3 separate regions of the Mus musculus genome follow, and all the other regions are linked to region 2. The links are chromatin loops, found by intact Hi-C in ENCODE. Cell type or tissue: heart. All regions are shown on one strand. Region 1 has its middle 110 kb from the start of 4930515L03Rik. Region 2 overlaps Plxdc2 (plexin domain containing 2). Region 3 has its middle 120 kb from the start of 4930515L03Rik.

Region 1 (8,000 bases), 170 kb before region 2:
ATATGTTGGCTTTAAAATATCCATATGGGATATTATGGAAAAGCTATAAGTAGAAACCTACCTCTAAACTGGGGACCTACCACTAAACTGGGTATCTTAGTTAAGGTTTCCATTGCCATGAAGAGACATCATGGGCAAGACAAGTCTTATGGAAGGACAACATTTAATTGGGGCTGGCTTACAGGTTCAGAGATTCAGTCCATTCTCATCTTGGTGGGAAGCATGGCACCATGGGAGCAGAATGATGAAGGCACGAGGTCTACAACTTGATCCAAAGGCAGCCAGAAGGATATTGTCATCTACAGGCAATCAGGAGGATGCTTTCTATTGCACTGGTTGTAACCTGAGCATAGTACCTCAAAGTTCACTTACACAGTGACACACCTCCTCCAATAGGGCCACACCTCCTACTATATGGTCACACCCCCTAATAGTACAACTCCCTATGGTCAAGCATTCAAACACATGAATCTATTGAGGGGAAACCTACTCAAACCACAGTGTAATACATTGTTAAATATTTTAAGAATTGTAGCCTGTTTATCTTCATAGTTCCAACCTTCTATCTACCTAGTATAGCCCTTATCTAGTCTAGACTCAGCAGATACCCCAGATTCCAGGCCCTGCCTTTTTCTGACCTAATTGTATTTACGGAGAACCCGAGGCATATTTCCCTTTCTTTTTCACCCTCTATAGTCTCATTTCTGCTATTGATCTAAGTAATCAAAACAATGCACAGAGACCTCAAGACATGAATTTATCTTTTATTTTCTCATATAGACTCATCTCTGCTATCGAGATAAGTAATCAAAACAATGAATGCATTAACTTTTTTGCCTAGCACCAGCTGCTACCACCTCTATCTAGTTCTTATTCCTAGTCAGATAAACTGTCCCTCCAGGATCTTGCCAAAGCCCCCAGAGACAATTCTACCTTCCTCTAAGGTCATTCACAGGTATTTCTCTGTCAGTTCCTCCAATGCCTCCTCAGCTCAGAATAATATAAGATTTGCATCTTTCCTATTATGGCCTTCCTGAGCTGCCAACTTTTCTTGACATCATTGCCAGCACTCTTTCCTTTCTCCTAGTTGTCTACCCACACAAGTATACTTAGTTTTCTCAATTATACCAATCCTTTTCCTGCCTCTAAGTTTTTTCTTCTACCAATGCTGCTCTTGTAGGATATCTAAATGGCTCATCCCTTCACTCCAACCTCTGATTAGATGCCATAATCTCAAGGAAACTTTCTCAGATCACCAAATTAATGGTTGTATTCCTTTTTACTACACCCAGATTATTTAACGTCTTAGAGAGTTCTATCACTCTCTGTGATATAAATGTTTGTAAATGGTAATATGAATTCCTGGACAGGAGGAATTTCTTCTTGGACAAATATAGGTCAAGTACTCAGAACTCTACCTAGCATGTGTAGCTAGCTCTCTATTTCTCATACATTTAACGGTCATTTCTTATGTTGATAAACCAGGAATGACTTGGTAAAAAGGTCTTTATACAAATAGCCATTTTGCAAAGGAATTGATAGGTGATGTCTTAGTTAAAGTTTCTATTACTGTACTGAAATATCATGACCAAAAATCAAGTTGGGAAGAAAAAAGGTTATTTGGTTTATACTTCCATATTGTTCTTTATTAAAGGAAGTCAGGGCAGAAACACAAACAGAGTGAAATCTAGGAGGCAGGATCTGATTGCAGAAGTCATAAAGGGATGTTGTTACTGGCTTGCTTCACATGGCTTGCTCAGCCTGCATTCTCGTAGAATCAAATACCACCAGACCAGATATGGCACCACTCACCATGGGCTGAACTCTCCCCTATTGGTTATTTATTGAGAAAATGCCTTACATCTGGGTCTCATGGAGAAATTTCCCAAACAGAAGCTCCTTCCTCTCTAGCTTGTGTCATGTTGGCACACAAAACCAGCCAGTACAGGTGGGATATGGAAATAATAGGTAAATGCTGATGGAACTTGGAGTCTGGAAACTTGAGTTCAAGTGAAGATTAACAACTTAATAGTTTAGGGCCATTAAATAATCAGTATACTGTCTTAGCTTTGATATGTCAATATGTACATACAAAATATTGTTTGCAAATATTTAATTAACATATTACAGATATGAAATAAAGCACTGTATAGAAAAGGATTTTGTTTTATGCCTAGAAAATATATCTTTGCCCAGTTAAAGAACAAAATCTAACTGGCACAGGAGTACCCATTAGATCGCAGCTTCTCTAATGTCCCTTAATATTTAGTTTTCCTATGGGGTGAAATATGGATTTATTTGAGACTGAGTTACATCACCTTTTCCACCATCAAGAGGGAGAAACCTGATCCACTTTATGTACTCTGAGTTCTTAATTTAGACTTTCACTTTGAAAGTGTTAGAAAAAAATTTTTTAAAAAAATCTATAAATGGCTATCCGAATTATTCCTTATTAGAGGTAGCAAGATAATTAAAAGATTTCTAAACTTCTCGCGGAGTACTCTTGTTCTTTGCAGAAAAGCTTGAGCATTTTAATGAAGCTGCATTTAAACTCTAGGGAAGCTCAGTCCTTCACACTCACTATGCAGTTCTTCATTCCTCTGAATGCCAAGCATATCATCTGCCCAAAGGCAGTGGGGATAAAGAAAAAGGCTACTGCATGTTGAAAGCAGTGCATGCTCTTGGTACAGAATACTAACTGGGAAGAAAACCATTTCCAGCATACTATTAAAGATGACTTGGTTACATAAGAAAGGAAAAACGATGACTGGATTCTAAAAATAAACAAAGAAGAAAGTACAATTAATTTTTTTCAAATTCTCAAACATTTGTTAGAACATAGAACCTGAGGTGGAATTTTGCTAAAACAACTTGAGCTTTTACCAAATAGCCAATGAAGAAGGATGTGTGTATATAGGACAATAAGGCTGTATTTAGGGAGTGAGGTGAGGATGGAGTGACAGTGATTGGTTGGAAAGGAGCTATGTCGAACAAGATTCAAGAAAGCATTGCTCACATGGAGAAAATAAGTGTCATATCAAAATAACAAATTTTGAGAATAATGTTTTAAATGGTCTGAACTGTTCCAGCAGGAAGGCTTAGACAGGAAAATGTATTTGAATACATAGATTTTAAACTTTTGCCTATTGCTGTTTTGATTTTCTAAGTGTCTAACAGAACTCAAAAGCTAATTCTGTTGAGAAAAGACTGAGTCAAAAGAGCATGGATACTCAAGATAGTGATGTCCTTGTTTGGTGTGGGAGGTGCAAACAGTTTAAGTCACACACTTTTAAAGGAATGGCAATTTCAAAAGCATTGTCTTGCTCTCTGTTGCTCCAGCAGCCCCAATCCTTCAGACTCCTCCCTAGTGCTGCAAAGGAAAAACAGATGCAGCTTTCCTTTCTCCTTCTTCTTGTCTACTGTGGATCCCATAGACAGGGCCCTACTGGTCTTCTTTCTCATAGCTGTGCCTGTGTCCCAACCCCCAGCTCCTTCAGGGCAAGCCCTGCTCAGCCACAGGCAATGTCTACCAGAACACCAAGAAGATTGCCTTCAGGTCTTCTTTTCTCTCTCTATTTCCATAGCAGACACCAAGTCTCAGGTTTGTTCCAGCTGCACTCTCTCTTCCCCTTTGTTTAAGCCTCTTGTGGATCCCACAGATTTTGTTTTAACATCCCAGAAATCATCACCTAGATCTATAACTACTATAAAAGCAGATGCTAGACACCAGCCTAAACAAAACATACAAACAAACAAACATAAAAGCAGTAATAGCATGAAAATATGTCTTCACTAGAGCCCAGTTATCACACAGCAGGCCATGAATATTCCAACATAGCTGAAACACACACACACACACACACACACACACACACACACACCCTCAAAACTACCTATATAAAGATTATTGATGTCCTTAAAGAAGAAATAAAAGCCAGGAAAACTAAAATAAACAATTAGAAAAAGTGAATAAATCCCCTAAGAAAGCCTAGGAAAAAACCAAATAGTTTAAGGAAAAAAAATTGTTCAAGACCTGAAAATGAAAATATAAGAAATATGTCAAGTGGTTGTGGTTCATGTCTTTAATCACTGCACAGGGGAAGGTAGAGGCAGTCAGGAACTCTGTGAGTTAGAGACCAGTCTGGTTTATAGAGATCAAGTTCCAGGATTGCCAGGATAACACCAAGAAACCCTGTCTTGAAAGACCAAAAACGAAGAAACAAAACAACAACAACAAAACCAAAACTCAAAACAAAGAAAAGAAAGAAAGAAAGAAAGAAAGAAAGAAAGAAAGAAAGAAAGAAAGAAAGAAGAGGGGAGGGGAGGGGAGGGGAGGGGGGAGGGGAGGGAGGAGAGGAGAGGAGAGGAGAGGAGGGGAGGGGAGGGGAGGGGAGGGAAGGGGAGGGGAGGGGAGGGGAGGAGGAAGAGGAAGAAGAGGAAGAGGAAGAGGAAGAGGAAGAGGAAGAGGAAGAGGAAGAGGAAGAAGAAGGGGAGGGGAGGGGAGGGGAGGGGAAAGAGGAAGAAGAAGAAGAAGAGGAAGAGGAAGAGGAAGAGGAAGAAGAAGAGGAGAGGAGAGGAGAGGAGAGGAGAGGAGAGGAGAGGAGAGGAGAGGAGAGGAGAGGAGAGGAGAGGAGAGGAGAGGATAGAGGAGAGGAGGACAGGAGAAGAGAAGAGAAGAGAAGAGAAGAGAAGAGAAGAGAAGAGAAGAGAAGAGAAGAGAAGAGAAGAGAAGAGAAGAGAAGAGAAGAGAAGAGAAGAGAAGAGAAGAGAAGAGAAGAGAAGAGAAGAGAAGAGAAGAGGAAGGACAAAAAATTCTGGAAATTAAAAATTCAAGCAGGAAGTACAGATTCAAGCTTCACCAACAGAAAGCAGGGAAAAGAATCTCAGGCATTGAAGATACTATAGAAGAGATGAGTACATTGTTCAAAGAATATGTCAAATCTAAAAATTTCCTGACTCAAAACTTCCAGAAAATTGGGGACACTATGAAAAGATCAAACAAGAATAACAAGAACAGAAGGACAAAACCCCAGCTCAAAAGTATGGAAAATATTTTTAACAAAATCATAGAAGAAAAATTTCTTAATCCAAAGAAATATGTGCCTATAAAGATACAAGAAGCACACAGTACACCAAATATATTGGACCAACAAAGAACGTTTTCTCAGCACATAATAATCAGAACACCAAGTACAGAGAACAAAGAGAGAGTATTAGAAACTACAAAGAAAAAAGACCAAGTAACATACAAAGGCATACCTATTAGAATTACATCTGACTTCTCAGTGGAGACTCTAAAATCCAGAAAAGCCTAGACAGATGTGCTGTAGACTCTAAGAGACCACAGATGCCAGCCCACACTACCATAATCCAGGAGAACTTATAATTACTATAGATGAAGAAAACAAAATATTCTTTAATAACTTCAAATTTAAACAATGTCTTCTACAAATCTAGCCCTACAGAAGGTACTGTAAGGAGAATTCCAACATAAGGTTGGGAAATAAATAACCTCATACCAGCAACCAAAAGATGGAAGCACACACACACTCCCATGGCCCATCAACACTAGGAGCAGCAAAATAAGAGAAATCAACAATCACTGGTCATTGGTATCTCTCAATATCAATGGTCTTGATTCCCTAATAAAAAGACACAGACTAACAGAATGCAACATCCAAGAAACACGCCTCAATATCAAGATTAGACATTATCTCAGAGTAAAAGGTTAGAAAAAGACTTTCTAAGTAAATATACCCAAGAAGCAAGAGATGTTTCATTTCTTAACATAGAGATACTAACGTTAAATCGTATATCAAATCACACACATTAATACTTGGAGACTTCAATATCTGACTCACACAATGGACAGCATATCCAGATAAAAACCAGAATTACTGGAGTGGGTAGATATTATAAACCACGTGAACCTGACAGATATCTACAGAACATTTAATCCAAATACAAAAGAATATATCTTTTTCTCAGCACCTCAGAGAGTTTTCTTAAAAAATGATCACATACTACTAAATAAACAGAAGCATATATATTCATGGAAACTTAACAACTCTCTACTGAATCAAAACTGTATTAATGAGTATTTTTGCATCAATATTCATAAGCAAGATTGGTCTGAAGTTCTCTTTTTTGGTTGGGTCCTTGTGTGGTTTAGGTATCACAGTAATTGTGGCTTCCTAAAACGAATAAGGTAGTATTCCTTTTGTTTCCATTTTATGGAATAGTTTGAGGAAAATTGCTATCAGGTCTTCTTTGAAGGTCTGGTAGAATTCTGCACTAAATCCATCTAACCCTAGGCTTTTTGTGGTTGGGAGGTTTTTAATGACTTCTTCTATTTCCTTGTCTGATATGGGCCTGTTTAGATAGTTTACCTGCTCTTGATTTAATTTTGGTAAGTGGCATCTGTCTAGAAAACCATCCATTTTCTAGATTTTCCAGTTTTGTTGAGTATAGACTTTTATAGTAGGATCTGATTTTTTTAAATGTCCTCTATTTCTATTGTTATATCTCCCTTTTCATTTCTGATTTTATTAATTTGGATCCTGCCTCTTGGCCCTTTAGTTAGTTTGACTAGGAGTTTATCTATCTGGTTGATTCTTTCAAAGAATCAGCTTTTAATTTTGCTGATTCTTTGTATTGTTTTCTTTGTTCTATTTGGTTAATTTTTGCCCTGAGTTTGACTATTTCCTGCCTTCTATTTCTCTTGGGTGAGTTTGCTTCTTTTTGATCTAGAGATGTCAGGTGTGCTGTTAGTTGTTAGTATAAGATCCCTCCCATTTCTTTACCAGGACACTTAGTGCTATGAACTTTCCTCTCAGCACTGCTTTCATTGTGTCCCATAGGTTTGGGTATGATGTGTCAACATTTTGATTAAACTCCAGGAAGTCTTTAATTTATTTCTTTATTTCTTCCCTGACCAAGTTATCACTGAGTGAAGAGTTGTTCAGGTTCCACATGTATGTGGGCATTCTGTAGTTTTTGCTGTTATTGAAGACCAGCCTTAGACCATGGTGGTCTGATAGGATGTATTACCATATTTCAATCTTCTTGTATCTGTTGAGAGTTGTTTTGTGACTAATTATATGGTCGATTTTGGAGAAGGTGCTATGAGGTACTGAGAAGAAGGTATTCTTTTCCTTTAGGGTGAAATGTTCTGTAGATATTTGTGGGTTGTTTTGTGATTAATTATATGGTCGATTTTGGAGAAGGTGTTATGAGGTGCTGAAAAAAAAAGGTATTCTTTCTTTTAGGGTGAAATGTTCTGTAGATATTTGTGGGTTGTTTTGTGACTAATTATATGGTCGATTTTGGAGAAGGTGTTATGAGGTGCTGAAAAAAAAGGTATTCTTTCTTTTAGGGTGAAATGTTCTGTAGATAGCTGTTAAATCTATTTGGTTCATAACCTCTCTTAGTTTCAATGTGTCTCTGTTTAGTTTCTGTTTCAATGACCTGTCCATTGGTGACAATAGGGTGTTAAAATCTCCCACTATTGTGTAGGGTTCAATGTGAGTTTTCAGTTTTAGTAGTTTCTTTTATGAATTTGGATGTTTTTGCATTTGGCATGTATGTTCAGAATTGAGACTTTCTCCAAAAAAAAAAAAAAAAGAGAGACTTTCTCATGATAGATTTTCCCCTTGATGAATATGAAGTGTCCTTCTTCATTGTGGTTGATAATTTTTGGTTGAAAGTTTATTTTATTGGATATTAGGATGGCAACTCCTGCCTGTTTCCTTGGACAATTTGTTTGGAAGTCCTTTTTCCATCCTTTTACTCTGAGATAGTGTCTGTCTTTGTTGTTGAGGTGTGTTTCTAGTATGCAGCAAAGTGCTGGATCTTGTTTTCTTTTTTTTTTTTTTCCTTTTCCATTTTTTATTAGCTATTTAGCTCATTTACATTTCCAATGCTATACCAAAAGTCCCCCATACCCACCCACCCCCACTCCCCTACCCACCCACTCCCCCTTTCTGGCCCTGGCGTTCCCC
Region 2 (8,000 bases):
ACAAATGGTGTCACCTGCAATGGGTTGGTCCCTCCTCTATTAATTAATAATCATGAGAGATATATTCAATCTGATTTATGCAATTCCTCGGTAGAGGTTTTCCTCAGATAACTCTAGGTGGTATGTGTCAAATTGACAATTAAGTCAAACTAGAAAAGATTGTCACATAAAATAAGAACACAGAAATCTGAATGTGTATCTTGTGATGCACATTCCTGAAGATTCAGGAACATAAAAGTATATTGCCATGTAAGTGAGCTTCACCAAAATCAGAGGGTGATTTTCCTATATTCTCATACACACAACTGTGACACCAAAAGTTTTCATCTTGAGTCTACAAATTTCATGCAAATGTACAAGGTACTATCTTATGGGCTGAAGATAACTCTGGGCTTAAATCAAGTACCCAGCATCCTAAGTACTCCAAATTCACTCTCTAAATGGATGCTTGTCACAGAGTTACGGACCAAATATACAACTTGGTATTCTAGTATAAGCATCCATGTAGCAGTCCACTTACTTGTGGACAAATAATAAAATTATGCTAAGCTTTTGTTCATATCAACATTGTGATAAGAAAACACAATAGTAGCAAGCTCTACCCTTTAGCAATTAGTTTGGTAAAGTTTTTCCAGCAAAAAAATATTTTTTCCTTACTATGGTTTAGAATTTCTGGCATATAATGCCATTAAAAAGTTAATCTTATTTTAAATTTTACCCAGAAATGGCCCCCTGTAAACAGACAAAACTCCCTCATTACCTGAACCTGGACCCAAACCTTAGTCTACAATAAAATGAAACGGTACAGACAAAAAGACTCATAATGAACGTAGGTGTTGATTTGCAGAACGTTTACTCTATTGTATAGGTTCTATATTCTTGAATGATATGCTACGTTCATGACTTTCTCATTCATTGCCAGACACTTTGATACCCTAACTGGGCATGATGATAATGACTATTAATGAATGCATTCAGTCAGCCAATGAAGTTACCCTTTTCACACATCTATTCAAAACATCTGCTAAACTAGAAGCGTACACACTGTGTTTAGGGAGCCATTCATTTGCATGTCAAAGCTTAAAAAAATGCTAACAAGTAGTGTTATCCCAAACCACAGCAGGAAGAATTCAAAGTGTATAAGATCAAATGCCCACCGAAAACACTCAACATATGCTATGAGTTTCAAGGAAAAGCCTTGCAGTTGAAGTTGACTCAGTAAAGATAGTTCCATGAACAGAATAAGTATACTATAAAGAGTAGCCAGAGTGAAGCTGACCACTGATGAGCTTCATTCTGGCCCTTCTATGTGGGGGAACATTCCTGGTCTTCAGAAACTCTCAGTCCCTGGTTTTGTGTAATTTGATTGTCCTTTTCAATAACTTTAGTAACCTTTTCTATCTCAATGTTTCTTCCAGGATATTTTGAATTTATTCAATCGAACCCCTTTGACATGCACATTAGACCTTATACAACTTCGCCTCAAAGCAGTCAGCCACCTGGGGATCTTAGGATCACACAAACCTAAAATACCCTATATCCTTTGGCACAACAGTGACTATCATTAGTCTCTGCCATTTTCCCAGTCTCTGCCTCACACTCTGTCGGCCTTGGACCATTTTCAATCAATTCACAAGTAGCTCTCTCATCTACATGACAAGCAATTCTAGATAAACTTTCATCATCTTTATAAAAAATTCTTAGCTATTACATTTTTGGATTTCAGATTCTACAGCTATTGTGGAAAGGTCACATACCCAGTTTAGTCCGACCTCAAAGAACATCAGTGCTTAGACTACTGCTTGCTTGTGGCATTCTCACAGTATGCCCAGTAACCAGATATTCAGGTCCCACATTCACCTCCTGCTATCCCCCAATTCTGTACAACTCACTCTATTTTTACTTAGAATTCATGCTTTTTCTTATCTGAAATTTCTTTTGTGTACTTGTTTTCTGTCCAATGCTCTTGTCTCAGCTAGCAGGTGATGTTATCACTTTCTCCTTTGCAAACACTTTGAGACACTCATGCCTTCTCACCTTTCCCCTTTCCCCTCCTCCTCTTACCCTATCCCCTTAATGCAACTTTCCTTAAGCCCACACTGATCCTGCCATCAGGCCCTACCTTCCTCCCTTCTCCTGTGACATGACAGCACTCTATACTACTTCAGAACTTTCCATTTTTCAATTTCCTTATGCAAATTGATGATATATTCACCTGAATTTTATTATTTCTTCTGATTTCAGCTGGTCCTACTTGCATTTCTTCCTTTCCTTATTGTTTCTGTGAAAAGCCTCAATTGAGATTTGGTCATAAACTCAAAGCCAACCTGCGTCTAACCCCTCACTCTCTGTCTTTAAAACTTTGCCTTCTGATTTTTCCACTTCTCTTACTAGAAAATTTAATTACCAAGTTGCGTGGATGTCCTGTATTTACTACTGAGTCCTTTCTTTCTCGCTTTACTAATTGAGAGGTCACTTTCCTTACCACTAAAGAACTGTGGATTTTCCAGATTGCATAACTTGGATTCTCAGTCTATCTGTAACACAGTTTCTGATCTCACTACAGAAACAGTGAATATTCAAAAGAACTGATTGAAAATATTTTCAGACAGACAAAGGAAAACTTAAACTCTATTTTTATCATTCACATGGTTCTTGAATTAACCCCATTCCACATCCTCTGTAAAGACCCAAATTCAGCTCAGAATCCAACCTCACAGAGTCACTGACAGAAGCATCTAACTGCTTTCTAAGGGTTCTTAATGGGCACACATATTTAATTGAGTAATAATTTGTTATCAGACAGGCAATCTACTCAAAAGAAAAGTAATCTGCAGTGGGTTTTGGAAACAATCTGGTTGAATGCTACCCAGTGACTTGGCCAACAGTCAAGACAATGCTACTGTGGTCATAAATGCTCTAGTAAAATCACATGTGAGTTAGTGCCTCTAGCTTCAATGGTATGACGGGCCGAGTTCCTCAAGAAACTGCTTTTATAAAGTTATTGCTGTTGGGAGTACCAATGTGTTTCTAAATCAAGAGAAAGAGCTGGCAGACTTGGTTCTCAGCAGCTTTGACTACAGGGATGGTAAAGGGACAGGCACTCTGTACCCTAAAGTACTTGTGGTTTTTTTTAGTCTGTGTCTTAATCACACAACTAGTGAACAGCCTGATTTAAAAAATTTAGGCTATCAAGCCTATGAGCTTACACTATTTAAAAATTTTATGCCATGTCTCCCTGCCAGAGTAGAACAAAAATAGATCTTTTGAAATGATAGCAATATTTTGACATTTTAAAATTTGTGTAATGCTGAATGAAATTAACACGCTAGCACACATTTTTATCTATTTAAGGTTTAATGGTAATTGCACTAATCACACGCAAAAATAATTAGCAAAGTGATATGCATGATGCATTGTTTGACTACAGCAATCACGTTTTCTAGGTACATATACTCAGGGGATCCTTTTTTTTCTTTCTTTTTTTAAGAGAGCAGAGACAGTTGATGGGAAAAGTGGTGTGGCTAACTGATCATTAAAGTAATCAGTTAGGATATAGTAATTAAGAAGGAATTTAGTAGAAAGCTCAATGAAATACAAGATATTTTATTCAGTATTTTTAATAATTCTTACCAGTGAAATGAAGTAATTATTTCATTGAATTAGAAACATTGTTTTAGTTTTGGGAATTTAAGTGAACACATACCAACCAGCAAAGTAAATGAAAGATGATGGCTATTAATTGAATCTTATTTTGATGACTGTATTTAAAAAGTAATCACTATGAAGTCTACATGATATACCAAATTATCTAGTGATGCACATGACAAATTCTAGCCTATTAGAACCATAGACATCAGAAGTGTGTGTGTGTGTGTATGTGTGTGTGTGTGTGTGTGTGTGTGTGAGGTCAGAGGGCAATTTAGGGGATTAAGTCTGTCCTACGTGTGAGGTCCTGTAATAGACCTCAGGTTTTTGGGTTCAGTAGCAAGCCCCTTTACCCACGGAGCCATCTTGCTGGCCCTCTTTTTGAAATAACATTTTGCTGTCGACTCTGCTTCTGTTTTTGTTGTTTATTTGTTTTTTTTAATTATTTACTTAATGTATGTGAGTTCACTGAAGCTGTCTTCAGACACACCAGGAGAGGGAATCAGATCCCATTACAGATGATTACGAGCCACTATATGGTTGCTGGGAATTGAACTTAGGACCTCTGCTCTTAACTCCAGTCCCCCCAACCCCCGCTTATGTTTTGTTAAAGCTCTGTAAACTGCCCCCTAATAGTGTTACTCTTTAACAAGAGTGTAATAGCATTTCAACTAGCTTTGATGTCTTGCCCCACTTTCTGGAGCTCGTGAGAACCGAATATCATCTTTTACCTCCTCTAAGAATAGAAACAAGAAGTAATTTATTTCAGTGTCTCATTTCCCCTCTTGACTTTTCTTAACGATTGAACTAAGACGTACCTTAAAGGAAAAATTCAGTTGTAAGAAATGTGCCACTTCAAGATAAAGAAAGATTTGTGGTCCTCTGGAATGCTTTTCTCTGCTTACTATATGGGTTTGCTAATGCTCATGTCTTCCCAAAGCCTCACAGCAGCTGCAGAGTGAGCAAGACCGAGAGCTTGGGAACGTGCCTTCCTCCCACGCAGCAGCAGCTGGGCCCCGTGGCTCTGGCTTCCCTCCTCGTGGCTCTGCAGACTGCCAGGAAAAGTTGAGGGACACGGCTGCCTGTGTTCACTTCATATTCTCCATGAGTTCTTGTTAGTCACAAATATTTTGGGGGATAGGTAACCAACAGAGTGTTCAGTGGCTCCAAGGACTTTTGTAGGGTGGAAACTGCCTGCCAGCCTGAGGAGTCCTGGACTGCAGTGACAGCTTTGCATCTGGCTGTCACTCAGTCTGAGTGAAAGGCTGTACTATCTAGTCTTTTTTTCTCCACAGGATTGAACTCTGTAGTTGAGTCAGAATCACACTTCTCATAGACATTTTAGGCACTGAGGCTTCTGATCCTTTATGTTTAATTGGGTTTGACAGTATCTTAATGATATAATCAGAATACTAATGAATATACTGTTATAAGAAATAAGAATCACCCTCTGTGATGTTAACATTGATAACTATGCTGTTATTTTCTGTATCCCCATAAATATATTTACTACAGAGTAAAAGGCACCATCCCTGTAGGTTTATTAAATAGAGCTCTGCATGAAATGCACTTGATATGACCACTTGGGGAATAGTGTGCTTTCGTTGGGGGAAGTCACAAAATCTTCTATTTGCATGCATTCCGGGGTTTCTATTTCCTTTAACATTCTATGATTCTGATCATCAAAAATCCTTGGAACTTCCACGTAAGGCACATATGTTGGGTCTCCAAAAATGAAAAGATTTTCAAAATGCAAGATAAATGGTTCAACTTTGTATTTAAGTTTTATTGTGAAATTATTTTACAATTTCTAAATCAAGCCAGAGTGCACAATGTAAGAATGGTGGAGTCGTTTGTTTCTCCCTTTAAGAGAAGTTAACTGCTTAGGTCAGCAATGGGTTTTCTTTACCTATTGTACTCAGGGTTTATTTCATCAACCCATGCCAAAAGTTCCATGAAAAGTCTTATGATAATGGCAATTATGCTTACCTCAAGTTCTAAACTGAGTTATACTTAAAACCAATTATTCAATGTAGAACCTGTATCTAATTTAAATAAAGTATTACCTTGTCACTCACTGGCCCATTGGCTCCATGTGGTGGGAAGCTCTTGTTTACTCTGGTAGGGCTGGCACACAGCAGAAACTCAACGAATAATAAATAAATGTACTAGCAAATGGCCAATATATCAGTTGCTTGTTAAATTTCTGTGTCTTTAGGTTTCTAATTTCTTCCTCCCCATTTGGAAAAAAAACCTACAGCTTTTCTCTAACTTGTGATATGTATAGAGAGAACCAATATTTTCCTCAATCTTCCCTCCCCACAATTTTATTTTAATAAACTAATGTTTTCCAATAGACATGTACACCAAGCTATAGAGATCACTTAAATTTATGTAGTGGAAACAGTCAAAAGTAAAAATAAGAGAAAACCATTTAGAGAGTGGGGCTTTGTTCTTCAGCCTAGGCTGCTCTTAAAGATATAATCTAGCCTCAGACTCCTTAGTGCTTGAGTTCAGTAAAATGCCATTTAATAATTTGTGATTATTTAAATTATCAATGAGATATTCTAAACTCAGTGTGTGTGTGTGTGTGTGTGTGTGTGTGTGTGTGTGTGCACTAGAAAAATTGTCACATCTGGAGCTGCTAGTTATGAGCTGCTTAATGTAGGTGTTAGAAACTAAATTCAAGTCTCCTAGAAAAGTTATCAAGCCATCTTAACCACTGAGACACCAATCCAGCTCCAAATACTGGAATTTTGTTTTTAATGGGAAATGTTTATTTTGTATGATTTTCATTATATAATAATGCTTTATTTCCTTGAGCTTATAATTATTTTTATTTGTTTTCTTGTCAATTTTGATTTTATTACTCATGTTTATTATAATCTTTAATAAACCACAGAATTTATGCCTACAAACATTCAGAAATCATAAAATTTAATAAGGAATGTTGGTTATGCTAATCTAGGCAAAGAGGTACCAGTTTTATAACAAATTTTTGAAAATGTAAAATGCATTTTTATGTTAACATTTGTCTCTGCCAGTTTGTTTGAAGATAACAAACTATATTTTAAAATGGATTTTAAAGCATATATAGACATATCAGATTTTGACCAAAATCAGATATCTTTTGGAAAACAACAATATAGCCAGACAGACACTAAAAATATAAGCTATCTAGCATAAAACTCAAAGAAAATACTTGGTCTCAAATCTTCAGAGGATAATGGAGGATTTTAAGAGATAAGTTAGTGAGAAAGAGACTAAATAGAAGGAAGGGAGAGGATGCTGGGGCTCCTGTATTTTAAGAAAAACATGTAACCCATGGATCTGCTCCTCTTGGCTTGCTTTATTTCCTTCCTACAAATAAGATGTTTAAAAGCCAGGCCCTGTAAATATCATATGATGAGGAATGTCTGTGCCTATAAAATATGTAAAAACGGGTATATATTTTCTGCAAGAACAAATACACAGAGAACAGCCCCTGTCATTGTCATCATTACTCAAAATAGAAAATAATGATTAACAACTTCATGAACGACTACTGCTTGAGCCAGGGAGTGGCACTCTTAGGAGACATGGCCTTGTTGGAGTAGGTGTGGCTTCATTGTAGTAGGTGTGTCACTGTGGGTGTGGGCTAAAATACCCTCACCCTAGTGGCCTGGAAGTAAGTTTTCCATTAGCAGCCTTCAGATGAAGATGTAGAACTCTCAGTTCCACCTGTACCATGCCTGCCTGGATGCTTCCATATTCCTGCCTTGATGATACTGGACTGAACCTCTGAGCCCGTAAGCCAGCCCCAATTAAATGTTGTCTTTTGTAAGACTTGCCTTGGTTATGGTATTTATTTGTTCACAGCAGTAAAACCCTAAGACAACTTATACACATCTGGGCAGTAGTTTCAGCACAATTTATTAAGTCTTTAAACTGTTTAATTCTTTTTGATGATTATATTTTACCAAATCTATTATAAAGACATAGCATAATACGATACTATTACACTACATTTAAGAGACCATTGCACTGCATTTCTACTTATAGACCGTGAAGAAAATTCTGTACCAGAGAGAAGCAGCACGCAGTCCAGTCCTGTGGTTGATGGTTTGATTTCTGAAAGTGGAACACCAGTGCTCAAATTCTGACTCCCATTGAGTACAGGAGCGATGTTGAGTAAATCATTTAAGATTGATGCTTCAGCTTCCTTGTGTCTGGAGATGGAGATCATCCTAGGCCATATGTCTCCATCAGTACTAAGTAGAGAAATGGAGGGGGACCTCTTCCCTACCATATATGCTCATGAGGGGTCTAATTATAAAGTAAGAAATAAGAACAATTCATTTGGGAAGGGAGGA
Region 3 (8,000 bases), 150 kb before region 2:
GGAATTTGTGTTCTCTTAGTGTCTGTATAACATCTGTCCAGGCTCTTCTGGCTTTCATAGTCTCTGGTGAAAAATCTGGTGTAATTCTGATAGGCTTGCCTTTATATGTTACTTGACTTTTTTCCCTTACCGCTTTTAGTATTCTATCTTTATTTAGTGCATTTGTTGTTCTGATTATTATGTGTCGGGAGGAATTTCTTTTCTGGTCCAGTCTATTTGGAGTTCTGTAGGCTTCTTGTATGTTCATAGGCATCTCTTTCTTTAGATTTGGGAAGTTTTCTTCAATAATTTTGTTGAAGATGTTTGCTGGTCCTTAGAGTTGAAAATCTTCATTCTCATCCACTCCTATTATCCGTAGGTTTGGTCTTCTCATTGTGTCCTGGATTTCCTGGATATTTTGATTTAGGATCTTTTTGCATTTTCCATTTTCTTTGATTGTTGTGCCGATGTTCTCTATGGAATCTTCTGCACCTGAGATTCTCTCTTCCATCTCTTGTATTCTGTTGCTGATGCTCAAATCTATGGTTCCAGATTTCTTTCCTAGGGTTTCTATCTCCAGTGTTGCCTCACTTTGGGTTTTCTTTATTGTGTCTACTTCCCTTTTTAGGTCTAGTATGGTTTTGTTCATTTCCATCACCTGTTTGTATGTTTTTTCCTCTTTTTCTGTAAGGACTTCTACCTGTTTGATTGTGTTTTCCTGTTTTTCTTTAAGGACTTGTAACTCTTTAGCAGTGTTCTCCTGTATTTCTTTAAGTGATTTATTAAAGTCCTTCTTGATGTCCTCTACCATCATCATGAGATATGCTTTTAAATCTAGGTCTAGGTTTTTGGGTGTGTTGGGGTGCCCTGGACTGGGCGAAGTGGGAGTGCTGGGTTCTGATGATGGTGAGTGGTCTTGGTTCCTGTTAGTAAGATTCCTACATTTACCTTTCACCATCTGGTAATCTCTGGAGTTAGTAGTTATAGTTGACTCTGTTTAGAGATTGTTCTCCTGGTGATTCTGTTACCGTCTATCAGCAGACCTGGGAGACAGATTCTCTCCTCTGAGTTTCAGTGCTCAGAGCACTCTCTGCTGGCAAGCTCTCTTACAGGGAAGGTGCGCAGATATCTTGTGTTTGGACCTCCTCCTGGCTGAAGAAGAAGGCCCAAAACAGGACCTTTCTCAGAAGCTGTGTTGCTTTGGCAGTTCCCAGAAGCTGTCAGCTTCTGTGGTGCAGACTCTCACCTGTGCAGACTAAATTCCTAAGTTCCGCAGAGTCCCAGAACCAAGATGGCGACCGCTGCTGCTGAGACTGAGGCCACCTCCTGAGCCAGGCGGACACCTGTCCTCTGGTCCGGACAGTAGCCGGCTGTCTGCGGCCCGCAAAGGGTGCTGCCTCAGCGGCTCTGTGCTTCCGCCTGTCCCAGAAGCTTTCCGGTTCTCTGGCACACCCTCTCACCTGTTCAGACTAATTTCCTAAGTTTCGTGGAGTCCCGGAACCAAGATGGTGACCGCTGCTGCTGAGGCTGAGGCCGCCTCCCCGGATCTTGTTTTCTTATCCAGTCTGTTAGCTTATACCTTTTTATAGGTGAGGTAAGTTCATTGATATTGAGAGATATTAAAGAGATATTACTGCTTTTTCCTGACACAAGAGAAGAAATCAATCACAAGTGGGGAGGAAAGGAGGGGCCTGGGAAGGAAAGAGGATGGGGTGGGGTGGGGAGAGGGGAACCTGATCTAGTATTGGGAGAGGGAAAAGCACTGAAGCTCTGAGGGCCAGAAAAAAGAATGTAAACAGAAAATAGGAGTTTGGGGACCCTGCGCCCTCCCTCCCAGAATGCACTAGAGATCTAGGAGGTGAGAGACTCCCAGGACTTATAGGGAGGGACCTTTGATGAAATGCCTGACAGTAGGGAGTGGGAACTTATAGTGCCCATCTCCAACAGTAAGACAGGACATCAAGTGAGGGATGTGGTTTCAATACCACAGTCACACCTCTGACCCATAATTGTTTCTGTCTTAAAGAACTACAGGGATGGAAATGGAGAGGAGCCTGAGGAAAAGAAGGTCCAGTGACAGGCTCAAAGTAGGACCCAGTTCAAGGGGAGGTCTCAAGGCCTGACTCTATTACTGAGGCTGTGGAATGCTCACAAAAAGGGATCTATCATGACTGATCTCTGAAAGACCTGACAAACTGCTAAAAGAGTCAGATGCAGTTCTTTGCACCTAACCAATGGACAGAAGCAGCTGACCCCTGTTGTTGAATTAGGGAAGGCTGAAAGAAGCTGAGGAGAAGGGCAGTTCTGTAGGAGGACCAGCAGTCTTAATTAACCTGGACTCCCAAGATCTTTCAAACACTGGACTACAAAACAGACAGCATACACCAGCTAATATGAGGCCCCTAACACACATTGTGTAGAGGACTTCCAGGTCTGTGTTCATTCAGAGATGAAGCACCTAAGCCTCAAGAGACTGGAGGTTCCAAGGAGTTTAGAGGTCAAGTGGTGTGGTAGGTGGGGAGAGGTGTGGGATGTGGAGCAGTCAGAGGGTGGATGGGGAAGTGTGAGGAATGGAATATGGAGTGCAAAAATGAATTACAAATAGAATTAAATTTTTAAAAATGTATTAAGACTGAAATAATAACAAAATTGAAGATTTTATAGAATTCAATAAAAATTAATACACTGTATATCCAAACTTGTAGGACACAACAAAAATGGTGCTAAGAGGAAAGTTCATAGCACTAAGTGCCTACGTTAAAAACAAAACAAAAAACCAGAACCAAAACAAAACTAACCAACCAACCAAAAAATAAATCGAGAAATTTTATAGTGACAACTTAATAACAAACTGTAAAGCTCTAAGACAAAAAGAAATCAGCACATACAAAAGGAGTCGATGGCAAGAAATATTCAAACTGAGGGCTGAAGTCAATAAAATAGAGACAGAAATATACATAATGAATGAAACAAAAAGTTGGTTCTTTGAGACAATCAGCAAAATGGATAAACACTTATTTAAAGTAACTAAAATGTAGAGAGGGAGAATCTTCAAATTATCAAAATCAGAAACAAAATGGTGGGACACAACAGACACAGAAGAAATCCAGAGAATCATAAGGGCATACTTTAAAATCTGTACTCCACCAAATTAAAAGTCTAAAAGAAATAGATAGTTTTCTTGATAGGTACCATTTACCAAAGTTAAATCAAGATCATACAAACAATTTAAATAGACCTATAACCCCTAGTGAAATCATCAGAAAGCCTTTGAAGAAATTAAAAAGGCCCTAGTGACGGCCAGCCTTGGCCTTGCCTGACCTAACCAAGCCTTTCACTCTCTATGTGAATAAGAGAACAGGGGTTGCCAGAGGAGTCCTTACTCAGCCTTTGAGACCTTGAAAAAGGCTAGTGGCTTATCTATCCAAGAATTTAGACCCTGTTGCCAGTGGGTGGTTTTCTTTCCTAAAAGCTATTGCTGCCATAGCTCTACTTGTCAAGGATGCTGATAAGCTCACTCTGGGACAACAAATAACTGTAGTGGCACCCCACACACTTGAAAGCATTATCCGATAGTCCCCTGACCAATGAATGACCAACACTTGGCTCGTATGACACATTATCAGAGTCTTTTGTTTACTGAACGAGTGACCTTCACTCCCCCTGCTGTCCTCAATCCCACCTCCCTACTGCCCGAGACTGATGACTCTTCACCTACTCATCACTGTGCTGACATTCTGGCAGAAGAAACTGGCACTTGAAATGACCTGAAGGATCAGCCTTGGCCTGGGAGTCCGAGCTGGTACACAGATGGCAGTAGCTTTTGTTGAAGGTAAATGGAAGGCGGGGGCAGCAGTGGTGGACAGGAAGCAAGTGATCTGGGCCAGCACCCTCCCTGAAGGGACGTCGGCCCAGACAGCCAAACTTGTGGCTTTGATACAAGCTCTACGAATGGCAAAGGGGAAGTCTATCAACATTTACACTGACAGCAGGTATACTTTTGCCACTGCATGGAGCAATATACAGACAAAGAGGGCTGCTGATATCTGCAGAGAAAGACCTAAGATGCTATGGCTAAAGGGACTCAGATGGCAGACCTAACAGCCAAGCAGGCAGCCCAGAGTGTTAACCTTCTGCCTGTAGCAGAAAAGTCCAAAACCCCAGGACCCAGGCGGCAGTACACCCTGGAAGATTGGCAAGAAATAAAAGATAGACCAGTTCTCTAGGATCCCAGAGGGGACTTGCTAAACCTCAGAAGGGAAGGACATCCTACCCTACAAAAAGGACTAGAATATGTCCAACAGATGCATCGTCCAACCCACCTATGAGCTAAACATCTGCAGAGACTGGTTAGTACAGCTCCTTATCATGTTCTCAGATTACCGGGACTGGGCTGACTTGGTAATCAACTTTGTGTGCCTTGCCAGCTGGTTAATGCTAATCCTTCCAGAATGCCTCCTGAGAGAAGACTGAGGTGAAGCCAACCAAGTATGGTAACAAGTATTTATTAGTGTTTATAGATACTTTTTCAAGCTGGGTAGGAGCTTTTCCTACCAGGGCTGAGATGGCCAATGTGGTAACCAAGAAGATCCTAGAAGAAATCTTCCCCAGGTTTGGGATACCCAAGGTAATCAGGTCTGATAATGGACCTGCCTTTGTTGCCCAGGTAAGTCAGGGACTGGCCAAGATATTGGGGATTGATTAGAAGTTACATTGTGCATACAGGCCCCAAAGCTCAGGACAGGTAGAGGGGATGAATAAAACCATTAAAGAGACCCTTACTAAATTGATAGCTGAGACTGGCACTAAAGATTGGATAGCTCTCCTACCCTTTGTGCTCTTCAGGGTTAGAAATACCCCTGGACAGTTTGGACTGACCCCCTATGTATTACTCTATGGGGGGGGGGCTCCACTGGTAAAAATAGCCTCTGTACATAGTGCTAATGGGCTGCTTTCCCAGCCTTTGTTCTCTAGGCTCAAGGCACTCGAGTGGGTGAGACAGCGAGCATGGAAGCAGCTCTAGGAGGCCTACTCAAGAGGAGACCTGCAAGCCCCAAACCGCTTCCAAGTTAGAGATTCTGTCTACATTAGATGCCACCATGCAGAAAACCTTGAGACTTGGTGGAAAGGCCCTTATCTTGTACTCTTGACCACCCTACTTTCTACCCTTATGGGACTCCTTTTGATTGTGCTTCTGCTTTTTAATTATAGGTCCATGTGTGTTAGATAGGCTAGTCACCTTTATTAGAGCAAGACTTAGTACAGTGCAGCTTTTAGTTTTGAGACAACAGTACCATACCCTAAAGGATCAAGTGTGTCAGGGAGAAGATAGTGTCTAGTTCTAAGATTAGAACTATTAACAAGTAGAACTGGGAAATGAAAAAGCAAAACATAAAAACATAAAAACTAGGCCTTTAGGCCCAGGCTTGAGAATGTGACCTTTGTGACTCAATGCTCCAAGGCTTGCTAATCATAAAAGAGATAGCGACATTCCTCCACCCACCCGCTTCCTGGGTTCAGGGATTATTTGTTCAAAAAGGACCACCTTGACCATTCATGGAATCTGCTTTGCAAATGTGCTATTGTTAGGGGCTCACAGAAACTGTCTTGAGAAATAACCCACACAATTACCAGGTATTCCTTGTGACTCTTGTGACTTTGTACTTCCTCATGACTCTTAACTGGTATTTTTGGTATTTTCCAACAATGCCCTTCCCACCCCCTTGAGTTGTGGTTTTTTCCTTTAAATACCCCCTCTCCCAGCTACTCGGGGTGCCACAGTCCTCTACCCCTGCATGGTGTATAACTGTGGGCCGGAGAGCCCTCTTGAAATAAAAGTCCTCTTGCAATTTGCATCAAGACCATTTCTCGTGAGTGATTTGGGGTGTCTCCTCGCCTGAGTCAGAATGTGGGGCAGTCCTCACGTTGTGGGTCTTTCAGATACAACTAGAGAAACAATCACTCTGAGTAAAGTTACCTAGACCCAGAAAGATAAATATGATATGCATTCAGTTAACCCTGGCAAAAAAAAAAAAAAAAAAAAAAAAAAGAAAGAAAGAAAGAAAGAAAGAAAGAAAGAAAGAAAGTGCATAATAACTTTAAAGTAAATGATAGTCAAACTACAATCTGTAGACCCAGAGAAGTTACATAAGGAGGAGGGAGGTAGGGTACACATGGATCTACCAGGAGGGAAAAATGGAACTAATTTTGCAGGGAGGAGACTGGAGCAGGAGGGATTAGGTTGGGGGATAGGATGGAGGAAAGGAATGCAGGGGAAGATGGCTGAAATTGGGGGACAGTATAGAAACTTAGTTCACTGGAAGCTTCCTGGGATTTATGTAGGAGATCCTAGTAAGAACTCCAAGTAATGGGGAATATGGAGTTAGAAATGACTATCTCTTATAGGCAGGCAAGGCTCCTGGTGGCTGGATTGGCTTGTGTTTGGTTGAGTTGTTGGCCAAGGAGATCCAATGGTGATCGCTGAACAAGATCCAGGCTGTTCTTAGGACAGAGAATTGTTCTCTAAAAACTGAGATCATGGCCTCAATGCTGAGGACAAAATGCACACAGTTCCATGAAGGCAGAGAGGCATTGAGCTGATGCCTGCATGGAGCATTCACCCCTACATTCTAGTCTATCGTGCAGGGAGATACTCTGAGGGCTTCCAAAAAAGAAACCTGTACACCCAGGTCACAAAACCTTTGACCTACTATCCGTCCTGCCTGCCAGTTCTGCTAATGCAGTGGTGGCCCAAAACTTGTGGGAGTGGCCGTCAGTGTTTAGCTTAACTTGAAGCTTATACCACAAAAAGGAGTCCATGCTTGAGACTGCATTGGACGGCCAGGTACCAGAGACTGGTCAGCCCAGAAAGTAAGGGTAGAACCAATCATGACTCTTCTAAAAACCTGAAATATGAAATGATTTTAATGATATTCTGCTGTACTCAAAGATTGGTGCCTTGGTGTCCAGTTGTTGTCAGTGGTTTCCTCCTGCAGCAGATGGAAGCAGGTGCAGAAACCCAGAGCCAGACATTATGAAGAGAGAGAGTCTAAATTGGAGGTCTATGTGTAGTCTCTACATCCCTTGCAGATTGGAAAACTGCCTCAGAAGAGGGGGCAGAAAGATTTAAGAGTCAGAGGGGATGGAGGACACCAGGAGAACATAGCCCACTGAATCAGCTAAGCAGCACACATTCAGTCTCACAGAGACTGCAGCCACAAGCACAGGACATGTAGGGGGTCTGTGCCAGGTCCTCAGCTTACATGTTGTTGCTGTTTGCTTGGTATTTTAGTGGAATCCTAACTGTAGAGGCAGCTGTGCTTTCACCCTTTTGCCTGCTCTTGGCACTCATTTCCTTCTAGTGGATTGCCTTGTCCAGTCCAAGCTTAGTGTGAGGGCTTGTCTTATTGTATTTTTTTTTATCTTGGAAGTCTGTTCTTTTCTGAAGGAAGATGGAGGAGGAGTGGATCCAGGGGTAAGCTGGAGGGGGAATAGATGGGAGGAGCGGAGGGAGGAAAATTGTGATTGAGATGCATTCTATGAGAGAAGACTTTATTTTAATAAGAATAAATTAAAATGAAAAGAATACCTTTAAAGATTTATTAGTTACTTGTGTGTAGATGCATATGTGCTTGGGGATGTATACACACATGTATGAGGCATGATTGTCGGTGTCATGAATGGAAGTCAGCAGAGGGCATTAAGTGTCCTCCTCTATACTTCCTTGTCCATTCCTTTGAGCCAAGCTATCTCACAGAGCCTAAGATTCATGCATTCTTGGCTATGCTAGTAACTTGGCTATGCTTCAGTGACTCTCCTATTTTGGAGTCCCTCGGGAATTGAGGTATAGGCATCTGCAGGACATCCAGCTTGTAACATGAGTGTTGGGACTTAAACTTCAGCCCTAATAAGTATGCAGAGACCACTCTTAAGTACTGAGCTATCTCTCCAGTACTATGATTACAATTAAAATATCCTCAGCATCACCACCACCATCACCACCACCAGCAGCAGCAGCAGCA

Evidence for each region. Peaks named below come from ENCODE experiments on the same cell type or tissue, not always from the same donor. Only the 100,000 strongest peaks of a DNase experiment are listed, where the experiment ranks them.
Region 1: a loop joins it to region 2, with 2.0 times the contacts of the local background. A loop is called at or near these places in 2 of 42 quality-filtered maps.
Region 3: it touches region 2 in a loop (4-fold over the local background); 3 of 42 quality-filtered maps call a loop at or near these places.

What each region holds. Positions count from the first base shown.
Region 1 is chr2:16,900,845-16,908,844 of GRCm38, reverse strand. No RefSeq gene overlaps it. Among named protein-coding and RNA genes, the nearest start is that of 4930515L03Rik, 110 kb to the left of the region's middle. In heart, no CTCF peak of the experiment used is centred here; no DNase peak of the experiment used is centred here.
Region 2 is chr2:16,735,066-16,743,065 of GRCm38, reverse strand. The region is part of intron 13 of Plxdc2 (plexin domain containing 2); the gene reads right to left. Among named protein-coding and RNA genes, the nearest start is that of 4930515L03Rik, 270 kb to the left of the region's middle. In heart, no CTCF peak of the experiment used is centred here; a DNase peak (open chromatin) is centred at 4,685; H3K27ac peaks cover 390 bases.
Region 3 is chr2:16,888,241-16,896,240 of GRCm38, reverse strand. No RefSeq gene overlaps it. Among named protein-coding and RNA genes, the nearest start is that of 4930515L03Rik, 120 kb to the left of the region's middle. In heart, no CTCF peak of the experiment used is centred here; a DNase peak (open chromatin) is centred at 3,660.